2 separate regions of the Mus musculus genome follow, and region 2 is linked to region 1. The links are chromatin loops, found by intact Hi-C in ENCODE. Cell type or tissue: left cerebral cortex. All regions are shown on one strand. Links, peaks and the distances in the headings refer to the core of each region. The heading gives the core; the rest is flanking DNA. Region 1 has its middle 120 kb from the start of Mir466f-4. Region 2 holds the start of Gm40997 (a long non-coding RNA gene).

The links. Peaks named below come from ENCODE experiments on the same cell type or tissue, not always from the same donor. Only the 100,000 strongest peaks of a DNase experiment are listed, where the experiment ranks them.
Region 2: it touches region 1 in a loop (2.6-fold over the local background); 5 of 42 quality-filtered maps call a loop at or near these places.

The regions. Positions count from the first base shown.
Region 1 is chr13:71,230,042-71,232,955 of GRCm38, forward strand. No RefSeq gene overlaps it. Among named protein-coding and RNA genes, the nearest start is that of Mir466f-4, 120 kb to the left of the region's middle. In left cerebral cortex, for the core only: no CTCF peak of the experiment used is centred there; a DNase peak (open chromatin) is centred at 1,338.
Region 2 is chr13:71,104,070-71,106,983 of GRCm38, forward strand. Gm40997 (a long non-coding RNA gene) reads right to left here and starts at 2,358. Exons shown (of 3, transcript XR_873655.1): 1 at 2,279-2,358. In left cerebral cortex, for the core only: a CTCF peak has its summit at 1,342 (motif pointing right); DNase peaks (open chromatin) are centred at 793, 1,330 and 2,310; H3K4me3 peaks cover 715 bases.

The DNA of each region.
Region 1 (2,914 bases), core at 196-2,695:
TTATCTTCCAAAACATTGTAACTTTCATGAGAGACGTGGATTCACTCCCAACAATGGTATTCATAACAGTCAGTTAAGAGTAATAAGCAGCTTGCGTCTTGGAGTCTTTCCTGTGTGAGCTTTGTTTGGAGATCTGGAACTGACAACATGAATCCCAGTTAACTAGGGCTTCCAAGAATGGCCTGGAGAGTGGCCAATACAGGATACCTTGTTCCTCAGCCATGATCTTAAGTCTATGCTCCTGGTTGAATCCCCTGATATTTCTGAAGGATTTCAGTCCTCTTGCCATGATTGGCAGGCCACAGTCTTCTCAATTAAAAATCTAAAGTCTTGAGTGAGCAGGATGAACTGAATACAAAGAATGATTAAGCCTATCCACCCCACCCCCTAAGCTCAAGTAGCCTCTCTGTTGGGCTGTAGATTTCCATATGCGCACTGCAGGAGAAGGTCCTTTGGCCACTTTTGGGATACAGGAGGAAGTGGGCTGCCCTGTTTTCTGTTGTTGGAAGAAAGGATGTGTGGATACTTGCACGCATGAGGCTTTGGTTCTCAAAATGTTTCCCTTTCAAGACAAGGTGTGTGGTAGAGAGCTGTACAGCACATTGCTTATCCTGAATGGTTGGTTGGCAGTTACTTCCCCGAAGTCCACGTATTTCCTTCCAGTTGATCTCCCAAGAGTCCTCCAAGAGAGACAAAGGTGATGCTGACATGCTATCTACTACCACGAGGCTCTTCCCTTTATAGATCTCATGGTCTGTCCTTAATGGGAGGTGAGGACTCTGGAATGCAGATTGCACTGTTTAGCCCTGGCTGCCCCTGCTGGCCTCAAAGTGGGGCGGTTAGCTGCTGTTCTGAGCATCAATCCAGACAATAGGTAGGATCCTAGAGAAGCACATCCTTTTCCTATCACAAGGAAATGGGGAGTTCTGATTGTGTGGCACTCAAGAAAGACACACGCTGTGTGGATTGCAGGAGGTCATAATGACCCCCAGTGACAAGTGAAGGTTTTTCTTTTTGTTCTTGTTTCTTATCAAAGATACACACACACACACACACACACACACACACACACACACACACACACACGAGAGAGAGAGAGAGAGAGAGAGAGAGAGAGAGAGAGAGCTTATTCCCAGTGCAAATAGAAGAAGAAAACTGATGGTCATCTTAACCCCCAAATAACATTATAATCAGAACAAGCCTGTGTTTTAACAACCAAATTCAAATAAATTTGTTCTTAAGTGGATTTTCTTTGCCTGATTTCTCCTTTTGGCTGCCTTCTTGTCCGTCTGTTCTCACCCTTCTGAAGCGGCCAATTTAGCTCACAATGGAAACCAAATGCATCTTTGAACATCTAAATTTACTTTAAACTGACTCGGCAAAAGGAGGCCTCCACAGTTCTCCTAGCAGCAATATCCCCACCCCCCTTTTAGTCCTTAAAAGTGCTTATCAAGATGAATGAGAACCGTGGTGTGTAATTTCAGAGATGAAATTGCTTTTCTGTCCAGCTTTCTCTCAATGTTTTCAAGGTCACCGGCAACAAGGAGCCACCCAGCCCCATTTCTGGGTCTCCATCAGGCCACATTAGGCTCCAGGGGAAGAACTGGACCTGGAGAAGTGGTTTGTTTTATGTTCCCACTCAAAACAAGGTGTGAAATTTCTACTTGTTTGTGTGTTATAGAACAAAGTTAAAGCGTTGAATGGCCTGGATAGACTCTACTTTCCTGGGTCTCTAGCAACATGTTCCTGAGGCCATGTTCCTGGACCACAGGCCTGCTCTCTGGATGTTAGGGAGGGAGACCAGGAGCATCCCCTGAAGAGCAATGGAGTGTACAATATGGTTCTCAGCCTCCTCAAACTGTGATTTTTCTTAAGCCTTGACTGGACAGGAAAATGCTCTGAGTGTTCTGTCTGTGGTCTGAGGAGGCACAATGGCAGCCTGAGGATCTCAGACACCGGTCCACAGAATTCAGAGCTTACCGGGGGAGGCTCAGTGGATAAAGAACTTGTGCAAATGTGAGGGAGCAGAGTTCAGAGTCCCACGACCCATCTAACAGTGGGACAGGCATGGCAACTCCTGTGACTCAGGGTGAGGCAGGGAGATCTGGGGCAAAGTGGTTAGCCAGGTGTCAGAATTAGCAAGCTTAAGAGAGCCTCCCTCAATGAACAAGACTCTTGATGTCAGCCTCTGGCTGCCTCACAAATACACACTCAAGCACATGCATGCCTTCCCATTATCAGAGCACAAACACATGTTGATATGAATATCCACGTATGTACAACACATATACAGACACGTGTGACAAGTTGAAAGCAGCAAACAAGCCCCACACTCATCTTGATACTGATTTATTTAAGGAGTAAACTACGTCTTAGTTGTTTGAAAAGGAGAAGTCAACAGTGGGGTGTAGGGTACATGGACTGTGCCACCAGATGGGCATGGGACTGGTGAGGTGGAACATGCTCGAACCCCAGGCATCTCAGAGATCTGGGACAGCAGGAGTAGGGCTGCTCCCTCTCTGCTTCTACGCCTGCACGTAATCATGAACCTTAATGAAGGTGACCAAGGGAAGTCAGTCATGTGACACAGCACCTGGAACACTTCATGCTAACGAGGCATCTCAATGACTTTAGCCTTCAGCCAATGACCTTCCCTACCTGCATATTCTCACATCCTTTCCCAAAATTATTGAATCCCTGGTTCACTGCAAATAAAGCGTATGCATTCATAGCCATTCCCAGTAAAGAAATACAAACATGCTAAGATCATCTCAGAGAGCTACTTCATTAAAGAGCATCATGGGGAAGACCTTCTACCTATAGGAGACTCTGAAAGAAGGTCTTCTCTTTTCCCCTGCCTCTCCGGGACGCAGCACTCACTCCCCAACCAGACTAGACCAGGATTCTGCTCTTC
Region 2 (2,914 bases), core at 292-2,791, 130 kb before region 1:
ATTAATAATTTGCCCTAATGTCTGAATTTCCCTATGGATGTATATACCTCTCTCTCTCTCTCTCTCTCTCTCTCTCTCTGTGTGTGTGTGTGTGTGTGTGTGTGTATGTATATATATATATATATACATATATATATATATAAATCTTGAATCTTTGTCATATATTAATATTATTAAATATATATTATACTTGTAGTGAAGAATCTATTGCCAGAGCAAAAGGTCCCTGAACTGTTCAAACATCTTGAAAACACTCGGGTTCTAGAACACAGAAATCATGATGGTGCTTTAGATATGATCTGTTCTAAATCCAGACAGTTTTATAAGCTGGGATGCTTTGCTTTCCTCTATGTGCATGTGTGAGAGAACGTATTCCCTCCAACTCCTAGAAGGTGTATGTTTGTCTTGTAGGATGTGGCAGAGTATGTTCATGCATAGGGCACATAAATATTAATATTGAGTTGAGAGAAGGCAGTGAAGGGGAGAGCACACCCCAGTGAGAAGCCTGCTCCGGCTCTAACCAGCTGTGTAATCGCCCAGAGATGCTCAGCTCCTGAGAGCTTCCGCTTTCTCAAGTGCAAAATTTGGAAATTAGGCTTAGGACTTTGCAAACTCCTTCTCCGGGTCACAGGCCACGGGTGCCTTGAAGTTAGATCCTTCACAGAGCAGTTGCACCACGCCGGGACAGCCTCCTCCCACCCTGCAGTTTAAATTGAGAGAGATCCCTGGATCTTTTCCTTCTGAGTCAGCTGGGAAGAGAGAAAAATAACGTGGAGAACCCTGTGGTTTCGGGAGGTAATTGTGACAATTTCACGGGCTGTTTGGGAGCAATCGTTTGGTTTCCCTGGTGCTTCAGAACATTTGGGGGCTTTCCTAACGTGCCTGCTTTCTTTTTCGTCCTCAGAGTGGCTCGATGCTCTAATACTCGAATTTAGAAGACAGATGAACAATGAAATAAGCGAGACGGCACTGCTTCCTTCATGAACTGTAAATGAGGAAAGAGTGAACGCTGTAATTGTGACTTGGGTTCCTCTGGATTACACTAGCTCCTCTTCCTCTCGTGATGTCCAGCTGCCCTGCAGCGCCTGGGAATTTACTTAAAACATGCATTCAAAATCTTTATTAAAATACATTCAGCAACACAAAATCAAACGGCTCATTTCTCTTCTTGCCTCTCCCCCCTACTGTAAAGCTAAATTGGACCGCGGCCAAGGTCTCTAAAAAGCACTGTGGCTTTTAGGGAAATCATTTTTCCTTTGTGAGCAGCGGGGAATTTCACAGACCCCTTTGCTGGCCTCAGCGAAGGGGAAACAGTGTCCGTGCTTCCGAAGGCGGACGCTAGGTGGCAGCCGAAGACAGCCTTTGCCCCGTTGGTGCACCGCAGCTGCCAGGGTGCGAGGCAAACATTCTTTAACAGTTGGAACCAATAAAAATCAGCTTTTCCTCTTAATTACTGCTAAGTGAATACCTTCTGATACAGCAGTCAGATGGCAAAGCTGATTACGGAGCAGGCAACTTGCGCTTGAGAGCTAGAAGTCTCTAGAGTGAAGTTCCCTTAAAACCCTTCTCATACCTGAACCGTGAACAGCATTGCTGAAGTCGGGGGAATCCCAACTTCAAAGACAGAACAGTGGATCTGACCTCCTGAGTAACCTCCTTAAACCTGAGATTTATTTAAGGGGAGTGGTAACAGGAAAAAATAAAATAAAATAAAATTAAAACAATCCAGATGCGCTGCAAGTCCTTCCTCTGGAGAACGTTGGCCTTAAGTTTTCTGTGTTTTTATTTTTCTTTGGGTAGGGTCGGTGGGGAGACAGGGGCCTTTTGTAGTCTTGGACTCTATATGAATTTGAGACAGTCTCTGCCACCTGAGACTTGTCCCTAAAACACAAACTAAAATGCGGATAGTGCCTTCCTCCTTATTAAACACATCACTCCAGGCAAAACCCAGGCAGCCCCAACAACACAGCTATTGTGCCAATGGGCAGAACCATGTCTCGAGCAGCGAGCAGGGGCATTTCCCCAGTATCGAGCAGTCCTCGTAGCTTCTGATAAATTATGCCCATCACTCAAAGGTAACAAAAAAAACCTTCATGCAGACGGGAGGGTCATGGAAATCTAAGGACAAATAAACACTTCAGGAAGGGTCTGGGGTAGACAGAGATCTCAACGGGACTTGAAAAATAAGTCTCAGTGAGCCCTTGTCTTCCCATTGCTGTAAAGAGACACCACGGCCAAGGCAACCCTTTTAAAGGACATTTAATTGGGGCTGGCTTACAGGTTTAGAGCTTCAGTCCATTATCATCGCAGCAGGAAGCATGGCAGCATCCAGAGAGGCATGGCGCTGGAGAAGGAACATACCTTATTCTGAAGGATGCTAGAAGACCAGTCTTCCAGGCAGCTAGGAGGAGTGACTCAAAGCCCACCCACACAGTGACACACTTCCTCCAACAAGGCCACGCCTGCTCCAACAAGGGCACATCTCCTAATAGTGCTACTCCTCGGGTCAAGCATACTCAAACCATCACAGGCCTCCTTAACAGAAAATGTGCAAAGTATGTCCTGTTCAATGCTAGGTTTTGATTGACATACATCCTCATTTCTGAGACTGGGCCTAATAAACAAACGTATGATCCAATCACATTACGTGCTAAGTCCTCTCCCTCAGCTCCTGATGTTTTCCAGGGGGAATGCAGGGTGTTTACAGCTACTGAAGTAGAGTTGCAACATCTTGTTACAACTAATTAAATAAGCATCCTGTTTCTCTAACTCCTGTTGCTCAGAGCCCTCATTTTGATATTTTATATCCATCCACGTTTGAACAGTAAATGCCCACCCATGTCCTCATGGCCAAGTGCAAGATTCTGTTTGCCAGTGCCCATGAAGCTGTGGTTAACATTGTGTGTGTGTAGGT